Regions from separate parts of the Homo sapiens genome. Here region 1 is linked to region 2. Evidence: chromatin loops called from intact Hi-C (ENCODE). Cell type or tissue: K562. All regions are shown on one strand. Links, peaks and the distances in the headings refer to the core of each region. The heading gives the core; the rest is flanking DNA. Region 1 has its middle 12 kb from the start of LINC02926. Region 2 overlaps PRDX2 (peroxiredoxin 2).

What was found. Hi-C counts contacts between places; a loop is a spot of excess contacts. Peaks named below come from ENCODE experiments on the same cell type or tissue, not always from the same donor. Only the 100,000 strongest peaks of a DNase experiment are listed, where the experiment ranks them.
Region 1: a loop joins it to region 2, with 4 times the contacts of the local background. A loop is called at or near these places in 3 of 110 quality-filtered maps.

Annotation. Positions count from the first base shown.
Region 1 is chr19:12,562,701-12,565,606 of GRCh38, forward strand. No RefSeq gene overlaps it. Among named protein-coding and RNA genes, the nearest start is that of LINC02926, 12 kb to the left of the region's middle. In K562, for the core only: a CTCF peak has its summit at 1,548 (motif pointing right); a DNase peak (open chromatin) is centred at 1,551.
Region 2 is chr19:12,794,961-12,797,866 of GRCh38, forward strand. It overlaps PRDX2 (peroxiredoxin 2), which reads right to left. Exons shown (of 6, transcript NM_005809.6): 6 at 1,863-2,206. The coding sequence ends at 2,121. Among named protein-coding and RNA genes, the nearest start is that of JUNB, 4.9 kb to the left of the region's middle. RefSeq lists an enhancer at 1,259-1,668. In K562, for the core only: a CTCF peak has its summit at 1,755 (motif pointing left); DNase peaks (open chromatin) are centred at 1,387 and 1,761; H3K4me3 peaks cover 245 bases.

The DNA.
Region 1 (2,906 bases), core at 304-2,803, 230 kb before region 2:
GGGACAGAGCGTTGGGTTTAGGCCTGAGCTTTGGAGTTGGAAAGAATTGAGTTCATACTTAGGCGGGGACCTTGAACAAGTCCCTTGAGTTCTCTAAACCTCAATAGCCCCTTCTGTAAAACGAAGATAATAAAGTTGTTGTGAGTGCACCTTGAAACTGCAAGACACATGTCTTAGCACCAGGTAGGCACTCAATAAATAGAGGTAGTGCTATTCTTTTTATTAATGTCTTTCTAGTTGGTCATGCTAATGATATAGTGGGACAGGCAGAACTGGGTCTTCAAGACTTCAGGTGCCAGGCTGAGGAGCTTGGACTTGCACTTGAGAGCACTAGGGAGCCATGGGAGGTGTGTGAGCAGGGAAGAGAGAGAAAAATGTCCCTTTGGTGCCGAGGTGAATGACTAGGAATTGAAGTTTGGGAGACCAAGGAGGACACTTTGACAGGTACCCAGGTGAGTGTCTAGACCTGGGTGGTGGCAATTGGGATGATGGGAGTGAGAAGAAATAAGTAGGTCAGGCTTGGTGGCTCATGCCTGTAATCCCAGCACTTTGGGAGGCCAAGGTGGGTGGATAACCTGCGGTCAGGAATTCAAGACCAGCCTGGCCAACATGGTGAAACCCTGTCTCTACTAAAAATACAAAAATTACCCAGGTGGGGCCAGGTGCAGTGGCTCACGCCTGTAATCCCAGCACTTTGGGAGGCCGAGGCGGGCAGATCACAAGGTCAGGAGTTCAAGACTGGGCTGACCGACATGGTGAAACTCTTGTCTCTACTAAAAATACAAAAATTAGCCAGGCGTGGTGGTGCGTGTCTGTAATCCCAGCTACTCGGGAGGCTGAGGCAGGAGAATTGTTTCAACCCGGGAAGTGGAGGTTGCAGTGAGCCGAGATCATGCTACTGCACTCCAGCCTGGGCAACAAGAGTGAAACTCTGTCTCAGAAAAAGAAAAAAAAAATTATCCAGGCATGGTGGCAGGTACCTGTAATCACAGCTGCCAGGGAGGCTGAGGCAGGAGAATCACATGAACCCGGGAGGTGAAGGTTGCAGTGAGCCGAGATCGCGCTACTGCACTCCAGCCTGGGTGACAGAGTGAGACTCCGTCTCAAAATAATAATAATAATAATAAATAAATAAATACATAAATAAGTAGTTAAGTAGTTCAAGATGAGTATTGGGTATAGGGCTTGAATGGTAGCTCCACGACCCAGGTCGGAAGTAGCAGTTAAGAGGGGTTGGGGTCGGGGTATCAATGTCAGTTTTCACTTTGCCTAGAATATTTTTTCTTGTTGTGTCTTCCTGAAATATTCTTACTGGTCTTTGGAGACACTGCCCAAAGATCCCTCCTCTGAGAATCTCCCTGGAACATGTGTGGTCCTGCAAAGCTGCTGCTCATGATGTTATCCTACAAACATCCAAATCCCGGCATATGAGTTTCTCTAGGGCAGTCTCTGGCTGGTTCCATTGTAGGATCTGTCCACGCCCTGCATATGCCTGGTACCAAAAAAGGAAACTGGGTCTGCAGGACGTTGCTGCAGTTCAGGCATTGGCCGCGTGGGGGCAGAAGTGCACAGGTCAAAGCGTCTGGAAAAAGCCCTCAGGCTGCAGGACCAGCAGAGCATCACCAAGGACGTCCCTGGTTGAGAACTACGTCTTTTTATTCGTTTTAAAGGGGCGCATAGGCACTAGGATCCAGTTTTGTCCACCTAACCCACCCACCCAGCGACACACGCCCCGCAGCCCATAGCTGGAGGATATTTACGCAAAACCTAAATCAGATCAGTCTTTCCTTTGCTCAGAACATTTTTTTTTTTTGAGGGACGGAGTCTTGCTCTGTCGCCCAGACTGGAGTGCAATGGTGCAATCTCGGCTTACTACAACCTCCACCTCCCAGGTTCATGTAACTCTCCTGCCTCAGCCTCCCGAATAGCTGGGATTACAGATGTGAGCCACCACGCCCAGCTAGTTTTTGTATTTTTAATAGAGACGGGGTTTCACCACGTTGGTCGGGCTGGTCTCGAACTCCTGACCTCAAGTGATCCACCCGCCTCGGCCTCCCAAAGTGCCGGGATTACAGGCATGAGCCATCGCGCCCAGCCTGCTCAGAACCATTTGTGGCTCCCACTTAACCCAGTGGGAGTGCTGAAATAACTTAAACATTTTACATGGCATTTACAAATGCGATATTTTATTCTTTAATCCTTTAAAATCTCTCCATCAATAAAACTCTTCAGAAGTCCTTACCAGTTGTTACAAATCTAAAATATAAATATACAAATAAGTGGTAATGTATGTTCTCTCAAACATTCTGACACTACTTCTACACTCAACCAAATTGTGATATACTTTTCCATTTAAAATTACCAGTCTTGGCCGGACGTGGTGGCTCACGCCTGTAATCCCAGTACTTTGGGAGGCCAAGGCGGGTGGATCAACTGAGGTCAGGAGTTCAAGACCAGCCTGGCCAACATGATGAAACCCCATCTCTACTAAAAATACAAAAAAGTTAGCCAGGTGTGGTGGCCGGTGCCTGTAATCTCAGTTACTTGGGAGGGTGAGGCAGGAGAATCGCTTGAGCCTGGGAGGCAGAGGTTGCGGTGAGCCGAGATCAAGCCATTACACTCCAGCCTGGGCAACAAAGCAAAACTCTGTCTTTTTTTTTTTTTTTTTTAAAGGAACCTCGCTCTGTTGCCAGGCTGGAGTGCAGTGGCGTGATCTCAGCTCTCTGCAACCTCCGCCTCCTGGGTTCAAGCGATTCTCCTGCCTCAGCCTCCTGAGTAGCTGGGACTACAGGTGTGTGCCACCACGCCTAGCTACTTTTTTGTATTCTTAGTAGAGATGGGGTTTCACCATGTTGGCCAGGATGGTCTCGATCTCTTGACCTTGTGATCCACCTGCCTCAGACTCC
Region 2 (2,906 bases), core at 201-2,700:
GCCTCCCAAGTAGCTAGGATTATAGGTGCCTGCCACCACGCCCTGCTAATTTTGTATCTTTAGTAGAGACTGGGTATCAGCACGTTGGCCAGGCTGGTCTTGAACTCCTGACTTGAGGTCATCTGCCAGCCTCGGCCTCCAAAATGCTGGGATTACAGGCGTGAGCCATCGTGCCTGGCCATGACTTTTCAACAGATTTGAAGAAGTGGGGTCCTGAGAAAATCCTGGGTAACAACAGCATCAGAGGTAACAGTTTTTTGTTTGTTTGTTTGTGTTTTTTAGATGGAGTCTCCCTCTGTCACCCAGGCAGGCTGGAGTGCAGTGGCTCGATCTCAGTTTACCGCAACCTCCACCCACAGGATTCAAGCGATTCTCCTGCTTGGCCTCCCAAGTAGCTGGGTCTACAGGCGTGCATCACCATGCCAGGCTAATTTTTGTATTTTTAGTAGAAACAGGGTTTCACCATGTTGGCCAGGCTGGTCTCGAACCCCTGACCTCAGGTGATCCGCCTGCCTGGGCCTCCCAAAGTGCTGGGATTACAGGCCTGAGCCACCCCGCTCAACTGGGAGCAGCTTTTTTTTTTTTTTTTTTTGAGACGGAGTCTCGCTCTGTTGCCCAGGCTAGAGTGCAGTGGCACGATCTCGGCTCACTGCAAGCTCTGCCTCCCGGGTTCACGCCATTCTCCTGCCTCAGCCTCCCAAGTAGCTGGGACTACAGGCACCTGCCAACATGCCTGGCTAATTTTTTGTATTTTTAGTAGAGAGGGGGTTTCACTGTATTAGCCAGGATGGTCTCGATGTCCTGACCTCGTGATCCGCCCGTCTCGGCCTCCCAAAGTGCTGGGATTACAGGCGTGAGCCACTGCGCCCGGCCTTGGGAGCAGCTCTTAAATGGCAAAATTCATGTAGCCAGGTGAGCCTGTGAAAGAACAGCAGGAAGCCAGCCTGTCTGGAATGGAGTGAACCACAACAGGGCAGATGTCAAGGGAGACTGAGCAGGGGCCTTGGGGAGGAGTGTAGATTAAATTCCAAGGGAGATGAGTGACCCTTAGAGGGTATTAGGTGGGTACCAGCATTAATAGTGGATCTGTGGATTAAATGAGCATATTAGCCCTGTTCTGTAGGAGGAAATTGGGGCATAGAGTAGCAAAACTACTTTCCTGAACGCACACAATATTAAACTGCACCCCTGGGAACCCTGCCTTGCTGCTAATACCTGCCTTCTAGCCTAACTGCCACCCTCCCACCCCAGGGGCAGACAGGCAACCTTTCCAGCCTGGGGTGGGGCAGAGCTCACAGCAGGGACTCTGCACTCTGCACGTAGCTCAGGCTCTCATTCTTGGTTCTGCTCTTAAGACTGGGTCCCCACCCTCTTCCCCATAAGACTACACTGGGCTGGGTTCCTTTCAGCTCGAGGAAGCCGTCTTAGGAACTAGGAACTGGGCCCTACACAGGGGCCTCAGCCCCGAGCTTCACATAACTTATCTCCTACAAATTTTACCACGTGCATGGTGATCTGGGTTTGCAGTCCCATTTTACTGCTGAAGAGACCCAGAGACGATCACAGCTCTTAAACGGCATTTGAACCCAGGCTGGCTGGTGACAAAATGTGGGCTTTGCCTTGCATGGCCAGATTTCTGGATGTAGGGCATCCTGGGATTTGCAAGGGACAAACGGCATACCCTACCCCTCCGAAACCGCCTTGAGCGCAAGCAGGAAAAGAGCAGGCACTAAGCATGTGATAAGACCGCCACCGTGTGGCGAAGATGAGCAACCACAGGGTCAGTTTCCCAAGCCTGAGCCTGAAGAAGGAAGGGGGTTGCAGGGGAGGACGAAAGGACAGAGCACACCAACACAGACTCACACCTTTCCCTAATACTTTATTGGTTACCTCTAGGCCTGTGTGCGGCTGGGTGGGCTTGGGGGAGGGCGTCACTATTCAGCTTCTAGGTGGAGGCATGAGAAGGCCTTGGCCTAGCCCTCCAGGGTCCCATACTGTGGAGTTTGGAGGGGCAGGTCTGGCCTTTCCTGGGTCAGCATAGGGCACCCAGGTGGGGGCACAGGTGGACACCCAGCACAGGCACCTAGGCAGGGGCACAAGCTCACTATCCGTTAGCCAGCCTAATTGTGTTTGGAGAAATATTCCTTGCTGTCATCCACGTTGGGCTTAATCGTGTCACTGCCAGGCTTCCAGCCAGCGGGACAAACTGTGGGAAGACACAAGGATGCACATGAAGGCTACAGCCCCAGGTTCAAGGTGAAGCAAAGCAAGGGCCTGTGTTGCAGAAGAAAATGCTGGAAGCAAGTGGTCCAGGCCCAGGAATGTGGATATTAAGATAAACCCTCCAAGCCCAGTTCAGTATTTTTTCTTTTTTTTTTTTTTCAGACAGAGTCTTGCTCTGTTGCCCAGGCTGAAGTACAGTAGCATGATCTGAGCTCATGCAACCTCTCCCTCCTGGGTTCAAGCGATTCTCATGCCCCAGACTCCCTAGCTGGAATTACAGAGGTGCACCACCACGCCTGGCTAATTTTTGTATTTTTGGTAGAGACCATGTTAGTCACGCTTGTCTCGAACTCCTGACCTCAAGTCATCTGCCCGTCTTGGCCTCCCAAAGTGCTGGGATTACAGGTGTGAGCCACCATGCCTAGCCAAGTTCAGTATTTTCTCTTTTTCTTTTCTTCTTTTTTCTTTCTTTCTTTTTTTTTTTTTTTTTTTGAGACAGAGTCCTCCTCTGTTGCCCAGGCTGGAGTGCAATGGCGTGATCTCGGCTCATTGCAACCTCTGCCTCCCGCGTTCAAGTGATTCTCCTGCCTTAGCCTCCTGAGTAGCTGGGACTACAAGTGCCCGCCACCACACCCTGCTAATTTTTTGGTACTTTTAGCAGAGACAGGGTTTCACCATATTGG